Linked DNA regions of Homo sapiens: region 1 is linked to region 2. Evidence: read pairs that join two places in POLR2A ChIA-PET (ENCODE). Cell type or tissue: A673. All regions are shown on one strand. Region 1 has its middle 7.9 kb from the start of IGF2BP1. Region 2 overlaps LOC105371811 (a long non-coding RNA gene).

Region 1 (5,000 bases), 250 kb before region 2:
AACATATCTTCTAAATATTTAAATTATTTTAATTCGAAATTAATCAGTTACATGTCAAACTTCATGAAGTTTCCATTTTAGCTACACAACATCTATACATTTTAAGACTAAAAGAATTTTTTAACTCAGCAAATTATTTTCGTTTGCTTTTCTAAAAATTTTACCCCTAATGATGAGATTAACTGACTACTCCTGTTTAGGATTTTTTTTCAGGAGCTGCCACAAATATTTCAGTTACTAGGGATAATGCTGCTATGTTGGGGTTTTTTGTTGTTTTAAATTTTAAAAATTAAGAAATATTATTTCACTAGTATTTCATCACCAAAAAATTAATTTAAAACAGTTCAATCTGTCTTCATGTACAAACCAGATTTACAAAGAAAAGAGACTCAGCCTAATAGTATGGCATTTTTGTTTTAAATGGTTGTTTGACTAAACTGAGACACAATTCTAAAAGTGACTCCTAATTTTCATGAGTTAACAATCTAGAGAGAATTTTGGTTCACCCAACTCTCCTATAAACACCTCCACCTTTTTTTTTTTAAAGAATTATTATCAACACAACTTAATTTCCACTCTTAAACACAATCTGAAAATATTTGGTGAGCATTTATATAATAAATTATTGAGTACATTCTTATAATTTTCTTTTCATTTCTAAAATGTGTTTATAAAGTGTATAGGGAAAGAATTCAGAGTTATTTCTAAATTGCTTTAAAATGAGGTTCCTGACCCATCTTTTTTCCTACCTTCCTCTTCCTCCCTGCCCCTCCCCCTGCCCCTGCCCCTCCCCTCTCTCTTCCTCCCCCTCTCCTTTTGTTCCTCCATTTTTCTTCCCGCTCCGGACACTGTCAGTTCCTTTCCTCCTCCCCCTTTACCTTTACCCTCTTTTCAATTTTTCTTTTTCTTTGTTGCTTCTCTTTACCCTTTTATTATTCTCCTGCTCCTCTGCCCCTCAACTGATTTGTTCCTTCTCTTAAATCAATATACCTAACCAAACTTTCTGTCCTTTTTCTTCTCCCTCTCCCACTATCACTAACTTGTTCTCATTCAAACTTACTTCTAGTGAAAGGGAAGGATGCAGAGATGCTTGAATTATTTTATACACCAAAAGGGGAAACTTGTTACATTTTTTAGGAGAACCTCAGGATGATTCAGTTCCCAGAACAACTCCGCTCCAGTATTCCCAGTTTTTATTGGCTGAACATTCATCAGACACTTTGACATTTTTGTGTCATTTTTCCATGTCCTACTTTGCTTATAACTAAATTTGTAATTAGCATTTTATGACCAAATCCTTGAGGGCAAAGCCTCTGTATCACCCAGGGTGTCTAACAGTGCTGACAGTAAAAATCTACTGAATAAGTATATTTGATACTATCTGAGAAGATGTGATCATTGTGATCAGATAAGATGCTGTTTTCAGCCTGTAAGCGCCTTTTTCTTTTAAATAAATACAACACAATCAGATGAAATACAGATAAATGTAGTCATTTAAAAGGATAATTGGTCTATATCAAAAATAGCAACCAAGGGGCATCTCTGAGCTTGAGCTTGTTGCTCCCTGGTTCTGTTCCCATGACAGTTTTGTGCCCATGGCAGTTCTGTACCCAAGGTCAGCAACCGCTTTCCTCTGTGTCTGGTCACACCGGCTCAGAATTCTCAACTGAGGGCTTCAGGCAATCACAGCCACCATCAGAATTAATTACAGAGCCCTTTGCCATTCTGATATCCTCTAGTGCCCCACAGCCAGGATGACAGTCTTAAGGAGGTAACCCACATACACCTACTGCCAAGAGCTCTCTTAGGTTCTTCCTTCTGGGAATGTAACTAGCACCCCACTAACTACATACATAAAGATTTCTTATTTTGTATATCATCCAAAGCAAAAACGTTACCCCAAGACAGCCCTTCTCATTGGTCCCCAGGTCGTCTGTTATAGCCCCTCAGCCAGAGCAGATGTTCACCTAATGTCCTACCTGTCAATACAGCTATGAACACCCAAGGAGAAAGCAAACCAATTTTTATAGCAGGCTAAATTAAAACAAAAACTAAGCAGTTCATGAAAATAGTAAGGTTGCGTGTTTTTAAATATATTTATAATACTCATTACTAGCAAGAATATAGTGAAATAAACATTCCATATGGCTGTGTGGGAGGACAATTTTAAGGCAACAAGAACCTTTAAAAATTAATTTCTCTTTCACTTAGAAATTGCACTATTGAGTAACCTCTCTACAAAAAAATCCAGTATGTAAAAAAAAAAAAATTATTCAGCCTTAAACAGGAATGAAATTCTGATACCTACTGCAATATGGATGAACTTTGGAAACATGCTAAGTAAAATAAGCCAAAGCAAAAGGATAAATGGATGATTCGTAGTTGGTACAGAATTTCAATTTTGGATGAAAAAATTCATGAGATGGGTAGTGTAATGGTTGCATAACAGTGTGAATGTACTTAAAGCCACTGAATTTTATGCTTCAAATGGTTAAAATTGTAAATTTTATTATGTATATTTTATCTTTTTTTTTTTAAGAGACAGAATCTCACTGTCGCCCTGGCTGGAGTTCAGTGACACAATTAGAGCTAACTGTAGCCTTGATCTCCTGAGCTCAGGTGATCCTCCCACCCCAGCCTCCTGAGCAGCTGGGACTACAGGCAAGCTACCACTATGCCCAGCTCATTTTTATTTATTTATTTATTTATTTATTTATTTATTTATTTATTTCGTAGAGACCGGATCTCACTATATTGCCCAGGCTGGTCATGAACTCCTGGCACCAAGAGATCCTCCCACCTTGGCCTCCCAAAGTGTTGGGATTGCAGGCATGATATCATGATATTTTTAAAGGCAAAAAAAAAAAATTGGTTTAAAAAAATCTAAACAAACAAACAGGGTCGGGTGCGGTGGCTCACACCTGTAATCCCAGCACTTTGGGAGGCCGAGGCCGGTGGATCACATGAGGTCAGGAGTTCGAGACCAGCCTGACCAACATGGAGAAACTCTGTCTCTACTAAAAATACAAAAATTAGCCGGGCGTAGTGGTGCATGCCTGTAATCCCAGCTACTCGGGAGGCTGAGGTAGGAGAATTGCTTGAACCCAGGAGGCAGAGGTTGCAGTGAGCCGAGATTGTGCCATTGCACTCCAGCCTGGGCAACAAGAATGAAACTCCGACTCAAAAAACAAACAAACAAAACAATGAATAAAGATGTGTTATTAATAACCGTCAAAAAAAACTTTCAGCTGGGCAAGGTGGCTCATGCCTGTAATCCCCCCACTTTGGGAGGCTGAGGCCAGAGGAGCACTTGAGCCCACGAATTCGAGACCAGCATGGGAAACACAATGAGACCTCATTTCTACGAAAAATTTTAAAAATTAGCCGCGCTTGGGAGCTAGGCGCGGTGGCTCACGCCTGTAATCCCAGCACTCTGGGAGGCCGAGGTGGGCGGATCACGAGGTCAGGAGATCCAGACCATCCTGGCTGACACGGTGAAACCCCGTCTCTACTAAAAATACAAAAAAATTAGCCAGGCGTGGTGGCGGGCGCCTGTAGTCCCAGCTACTCGGGAGGCTGAGGCAGGAGAATGGCGTGAACCCAGGAGGCGGAGCTTGCAGTGAGCAGAAATCGCGTCGCTGCACTCCAGCCTGGGCGACAGAGCAAGACTCCGTCTCAAAAAAAAAAATAAACAAACAACAATAAAAAAAAATTAGCCGGGCTTGGTGGCACATGCCTGTTGTCCCAGCTACTCGGGAGACTGAGGTGGAAGGATCGCTTGAGCCCAGGAGATCAAGGCTACAGTGAGCCGAGATGGGTGCCACTGCACTCCAGCTTAGGCAACAGAGTGAGATCCTGTCTAGAAAAAGAAAAAGAAAAAAGAAAGGAAGAAAAGTTTTAACAATATAAATATTAAAAGAGGAATATTCAAATAACTTCTAGCATAACCACTTGAAATATTACATTCCAAAGGGTTTAGAGAAATTTGAGAAAAAGTTTACAGAAAATGAACACAAAACAGTATTTGTGTTCATATAGTTCATATGATTGGAACCTTTTTAAAAAAAATTTAACTACACGTGCATAAAAGACTAGAAATTACCTGCAGAAATCCGTGCCCAGAGACATGTTGTACAAGCATATCCACAGCAGCATTGCTTATAATAGCAAAACTAGAAACCATACTAAAGTTTATCAATAGGAGAACAGATAATAATGCCTGGTATACTCATTCAGTGAAGTACTAATAAGCGGTGTCAATGAATGAACTTCACCCACACAAGCCAAGATGGATGAGTCTCACAGCGTTAATCTAAAAAACCTGGGAAGCAAAGGTGCGCACCATTAGTCCCAATTACTCAGGAGGCTGAGGAGGGAGGGTTGCTTGAGCCCAGGAATTTGAATCCAGCCTGGGCAACATAAGAAGTCTCCATCTCTTAAAAAAATTATTTAAGGTAAAAAGCAAAACAAAACCTAGAACTGAGGAACAGACACATTATGGTTTTGTTTACATAAGTTCCAAAATATCCAAAACTAAACAATGTATTGTTTAGGTATACATTCAGAAAAGGTAACACTTTAACAAAAGTAAAAAGAATGATGAACAAAATTCCAGAGTGTGGTTCATTCTGGGGAAGTAGCACAGGGCTGATTGCAGAGGGGCACAGAAGGCACTTCAAAGATATTGAGAAAAAAAAAGAGATATTGAGGATGTTCTAGTTCTTAATCCATGTAGCAACTACACAGTGCTTGTTTTATCATTCTTAAAACAGCACAGGCCAGGCGTGGTGGCTCAAGCCTATAATCCCAGCACTTTGGGAGGCCAAGGCGACAGATCACTTAAGGTCAGGAGTTTGAGACCAGCCTGGCCAACAAAGTGAAATCCTGTCTCTACTAAAAATACAAAAATTAGCTGGGCATGGTGGCAGGCGCCTGTAATCCCAGCTATTCGGGAGGCTGAGGCACAAGAATCGCTTGAACCCGGGAGGCGGAGGCTGCAG
Region 2 (5,000 bases):
TTGAAATTCCTCTTGGAGAGAAGTTGGGGATTTGAGTAGTTGGTGCACCAAAGCTAGGAGCCCCAGATTGGCCGGGCGCGGTAGCTCACACCTGTAATTCCAGCACTTTGGGAGGTGGAGGCAGGCAGATCACCTGAGATCAGGAGTTCCAGACCACCCTGGTCAACATGGTGAAACCCTACCTCTACTAAAAATACAAAAATTAGCCAGGCATGGAGTCACGCGCCTGTAATCCCAGCTACTCGGGAGGCTGAGGCAGGAGAATCGCTTGAACCTGGGAGGTGGAGGTTACAGTGAGCTGCCGTTGCACTCCAGCCTGGGCGACAGAGCAAGATTCCATCTAAAAAAAAAAAGTTAGGGGTGTGCGCACCGGGAGAGGGGGACTCAGGGCTGAGATAAAGCCAGGCTCCAGGCTCCTTGGTGGTTCCTGGGGAAGAGGAGTGGGCATCCTGGTACTCTTCCCCATGCTAGGATGTCACAGCTTCTCCAGTGGGTCACCATCCAGCCCAGGTTTCTTCCTAGCTTGAGGGATGTGGGGCGTGTTATGGCTTTTTATACACAAGAGAACAAGTTTGTCTGCTGGTCCCTCTTCCAACCAAAATCTTCACCTTCTCCTCAAATACCACCAACTGTGAGAAAAACAATACTTTGTTATGTAGGCATCACACTCTTTGTAGAATCTCAATTTCCCTCATCTTGATTGATTGTCTCCAAGCAGCCCTGTAAGGAAGTATGGGCAGAGAGGATCACTTCCATTTTACAAATGAGAAGACCGAGGGCTGCAGAGAGGAGATGGCCAGTCCAAGGACACACAGCTTGAGCACAAGCCAGAGCAGAGACAGCAGTTCAGGCTTTCCACCTCAGTGGTACCCTAAAGGCAGGAAGGAGTGAGAGATGGCAGAGCTAGACTGGCCACTCCACCTCTGAAACAGACCATGTTCTTTCTTTGGTTTCCTTGGGAAGCATTCAGGCCTCTGGGTGCATCCCCAAGGCAGGAAATGAACAGTCCTGCCTCTAGAGCAGCAATCTTGCCTTTAGATCTGGAGCTGTGTATCCAGTGTTTGAAACTTACATAATCCAAAGACCCACCAGAGGATCCCATTCTTGGCTGCCTCCAGTGAGAGAAGGAATGAGGTCTCTCACTCCAAGAGCAATGAGGGGACCAAAGGGAGTCAGAAAGTGACATAGTGGGTGGGCAGGGGAGGGCACTGCTTATCCCAGCTCTCCTTTCTTTGGCAGGGAGTGGAGGGAAGGATGTAGCTCTCCTGTCCATATCTGGCTGCCACAGCCAGAGGACAAGTGAGGAAGAAACCTGTAAGAATCAGTTGTTTGGTTCAACATAGAGCAGTCATCTTTTCTGAGGATGTCCAATACCTTTTGAGAACTGGGTTGGCCCAGGTTTTTAAATAAAGTAATGGCATGAAAAATGGATTGGGAGCAATTGTTATAGGTTATAAGACAGTTGAGAGACATCAAGCAAATGTAATGTATGAACTTTGTTTAGATCCTGACTTAAACTAACTGTAAAAAGACATTTTTGAGAAAACTTAGGAAATTCAAACATGGATAGTATTAAGGAATTATTCTCAATTTTGTCCTGTGTGACAATCACATAAAGGTTATATATAAAAAAAGCAAAAGAAGAGTGGCTTACGCCCATAATCCCAACACTTCAAAAGGCCAAGGTTGGAGGATCCCTTGAGGCCAGGAGTTTAGAGACCAGCCTGGGCAACAAGCGAGACCTTGTCTCTACAAAAAATAAAATAAAACTAGGCTGGGCGCAGTGGCTCATGCCTATAATCCCACCACTTTGGGAAGCCAAAGAGGCAGATCACTTGAACAAGGGAGTTTGAGACCCATCTGGGAACCCCCGTCTCGACCAAAAAAAAAAAAATGTACCCAGGCATGGTAGCACATGCCTGTAGTCCTGTAGTCCTAGGCGTGGGATCCCTTGAGCCCAGGAGTTCAAGGCTTCAGTGACACTGCACTCCTGCCTGGGTGACAGAGCAAGATCCATCTCTAAAAACAAAAAAAAATTTTTTTAAACCTGTTAAAGATTCAAACTGAAGAATTTTGGAACAAAAAAAAAGAAAAAAAAAGAAAAGAAGTCTGGGATTTGCTTTAAAATACTCCAGAAAGAAGGCTGAGCCCGGTGCTCATCATAACTTTGGGAGGCCAAGGTGGGTGGATCACGAGGTCAGGAGATGGAGACCATCCTGGCTAACAAGGTGAAACCCTGTCTCTACTAAAAATACAAAAAATTAGCCAGGTGTGGTGGTGGGCGCCTGTAGTCCCAGCTACTTGGGAGGCAGAGTGAGACTCTGTCTCAAAAAAACAAAACAAAACAAAACAAAACGAAACAAAAAACCTCCAGAAAGAAATGCAATAAGATGGGCTATGAGTTGATTATTGTTGAAGCTGAGTGATAGGTATGAGGGGTTGAATTACACTTTTTTGTTTACTTTTCTGTATCTGTAAAATTTGCCATTAGAAAACAAATCAATAGGCTGGGCACGGTGGCTCACACCTGTAATCCCAGCACTTTGGGAGGCTGTGGCGGGTGGATCACGAGGTCAGGGGTTCAAGACCAGCCTGACCAACATGGTGAAACCCTGTCTCTACTAAAAATACAAGAATTAGCCAGGCATGGTGATGTGTGCCTATAATCCCAACTACTCAGGAGGCTGAGGCAGGAGAATCGCTTGAACTCGGGAGGCGAAGGTTGCAGTGAGCCGAGATCACGCCACCACACTCCAGCCTGGGCAACAGAGCGAGACTCCGTCTCAAGAAAAAGAAAAGAATAAAGCAGTAGGCTCATGTCCTAAAAAACCACACATGTACACCAATGTTCACCCTCAATTTTAAAGGGTGAGGCTTTGAGAGCCACCCATAAAATCAAATTCAGAATCCTCAGTGCCCACCAAATACCCATTTTTTTCCCCCATAGAAGGGACAGGCTTGGAAGGTGTTTTGGCACCAGGTTGACCCAACCATGCTTGTTGACCCAAACATGACAGTTTTCTGCTGTCAGTGTGGGTAACAGAGCCATTAGAGGAGTTTGAGCCTCCCACAATTCAACTCTAGGTGAACATTTGCCAGGTATAGCTCCTTTGTTACTCATGTGGACTCAGCCTCCAAAGTAAAACAGGGTGGGAGGAATGGGGTGGGAGGAAGAGGACAGAAATTGGTTCCCACTTTTGTAGTTTTAGAAGTCATGGGGGGCACTGATAAAAAAGATGACAGTGTATTAAAGGGTTTTCTTCATTTTATTTCATTTTTTGAGACGGAGTCTCACTCTGTCACCCAAGCTGGAGTGCAGTGGCACGATCTTGGCTCACTGCAACCTCTGCCACCCGGGTTCAAGCAATTCTCCTGCCTTAGCCTCCCGAGTGGCTGGGACAACAGGCATATGCCACCACGCCCGGCTAATTTATTTATTTATTTATTTATTTTTGTAGAGATGGGGTTTCACCATGTTGGCCAGGCTGGACTTGAACTCCTGACCTCAAGGATCCACCTGCCTCGGCCTCCCAAAATGCTGAGATTATAGGCTTGAGCCACCACTCCCAGCCGGGTTTCTTTATTTTAGAGTTCATGTTTTGATTTTTCCAAATTCCTTAATTTTTCCCTTTTCCCTTTAATAATTTCCCAAATATCTTAAGTCTGTTTTTAGTATTAGTTTGAGATACTAATGAGATATAATGAAATTTATTTCCATTTTAAAATTTGTCATGGTCGGTTGCAGTGGCTCATGCCTGTCGTCCCAGCACTTTGGGAGGCTGAGGTGGAAGGGTCGCTTGAGCTCAGCAGTTTGAGACCAGCCTGGGTAACATGGCGAGACCTCGTCTCTATAAAAAATTTTAAAATTAGCTGGGCGTGGTGGTAAGTGCCTGTGGTCCCAGCTACTGAGGGGACTGAAGTGGGAGGATTGCTTGAGCTCGGGAGGTCGAGGCTGCAGTGAGTCGAGATCGCGCCAATGCACTCCAGGCTAGGTGAGGGAATGAGACCCTGTGTCAAAATAAAATAAAATAAAATAAAATAAAATAAAATAAAATAAAATAAAAATGTGTCAACGATTTGTGTTTGGAGAGGGAAGAGAAGTGAAAATATCAGAATCAGGATTTGGTGCCATAAAGCCTCGATTTGCCTCTAGAAGTTGGACAAATTATCTCCTAAACCTCAGCTTTCTTGTTTTCTTTTACTTTTTTGAGACTGGTTCTCCCTCTGTCTCCCTGGCTGGAGTGCAGCAGCGCAATCACGGCTCACTGCACCATCCAACTTCGGATTCAACAGAAATTCAGGGTTCAAGCCAGGCTGATCTGGAACTCCTGGGCTCAAGCGATCCGCCGGCCTTGGCCTCCCAAAGTGCTGGGACTGCAGGCGTGAGCCACCGTCCCGGCTCAGTTCTCTTATCTACAAAACGGAAGTAACAATTTCCCCCCACTCCTGCCCCGTTCTTTTGTTGTGCGGATTAAATAAAAGGCGTCTACAGGGTACTTAAAGTACCCTGCACTTCGAAGACTTTCCAAAGGGACTGCCCCAAGGACCCCTGGAGGGCTATGGGATTAGAGATGTAGGGGTCTGCGCGGCCCGAGGTGCTGGCCACAGTGGCGTCAGGGAGTGCAGCTTCTCAGTCCCGGATCAAGAAGGCGGCAGCTCTCCACCCGCCAACGCACTAAGCGGGTTTTCGCCTTGAGGTACGACCTGCGCTCAGGGTGAGGATCGGTGGAGGGCAGGTGCACCTACCAGCATAGAGGAGATCTTTGCGTGAGTAGGAGGAAGGGACTGCAAGAAGACTCCCCAGCTCTCTTGCTGCGCTGGCTGGACCGTTAAAGACCTGACCCGCGGGCCGCAGGGCGCTTTACCATCCAGGAGCTGGGGAGTAAACCCCGGCCGGTGAGGTGACTCAGTATTGGGATTACTGAAAAATCTGCCCGACCAGGTGTGTTTACACACGCAGAAGGAAGGAAAGAATGTCTCTGGGACAAAAAGGGGGAAAA

The links. ChIA-PET counts read pairs that join two places held together with the same protein. Peaks named below come from ENCODE experiments on the same cell type or tissue, not always from the same donor. Only the 100,000 strongest peaks of a DNase experiment are listed, where the experiment ranks them.
Region 1: POLR2A ChIA-PET joins it to region 2 with 6 read pairs; 2 of 35 experiments call an interaction of 5 or more read pairs at or near these places.

What each region holds. Positions count from the first base shown.
Region 1 is chr17:48,987,005-48,992,004 of GRCh38, reverse strand. No RefSeq gene overlaps it. Among named protein-coding and RNA genes, the nearest start is that of IGF2BP1, 7.9 kb to the left of the region's middle. In A673, no CTCF peak of the experiment used is centred here; a DNase peak (open chromatin) is centred at 794; H3K4me3 peaks cover 1,634 bases; H3K27ac peaks cover 3,884 bases.
Region 2 is chr17:48,738,753-48,743,752 of GRCh38, reverse strand. LOC105371811 (a long non-coding RNA gene) reads right to left here. Exons shown (of 3, transcript XR_934823.2): 3 at 288-629. Among named protein-coding and RNA genes, the nearest start is that of HOXB13, 13 kb to the right of the region's middle. In A673, no CTCF peak of the experiment used is centred here; no DNase peak of the experiment used is centred here.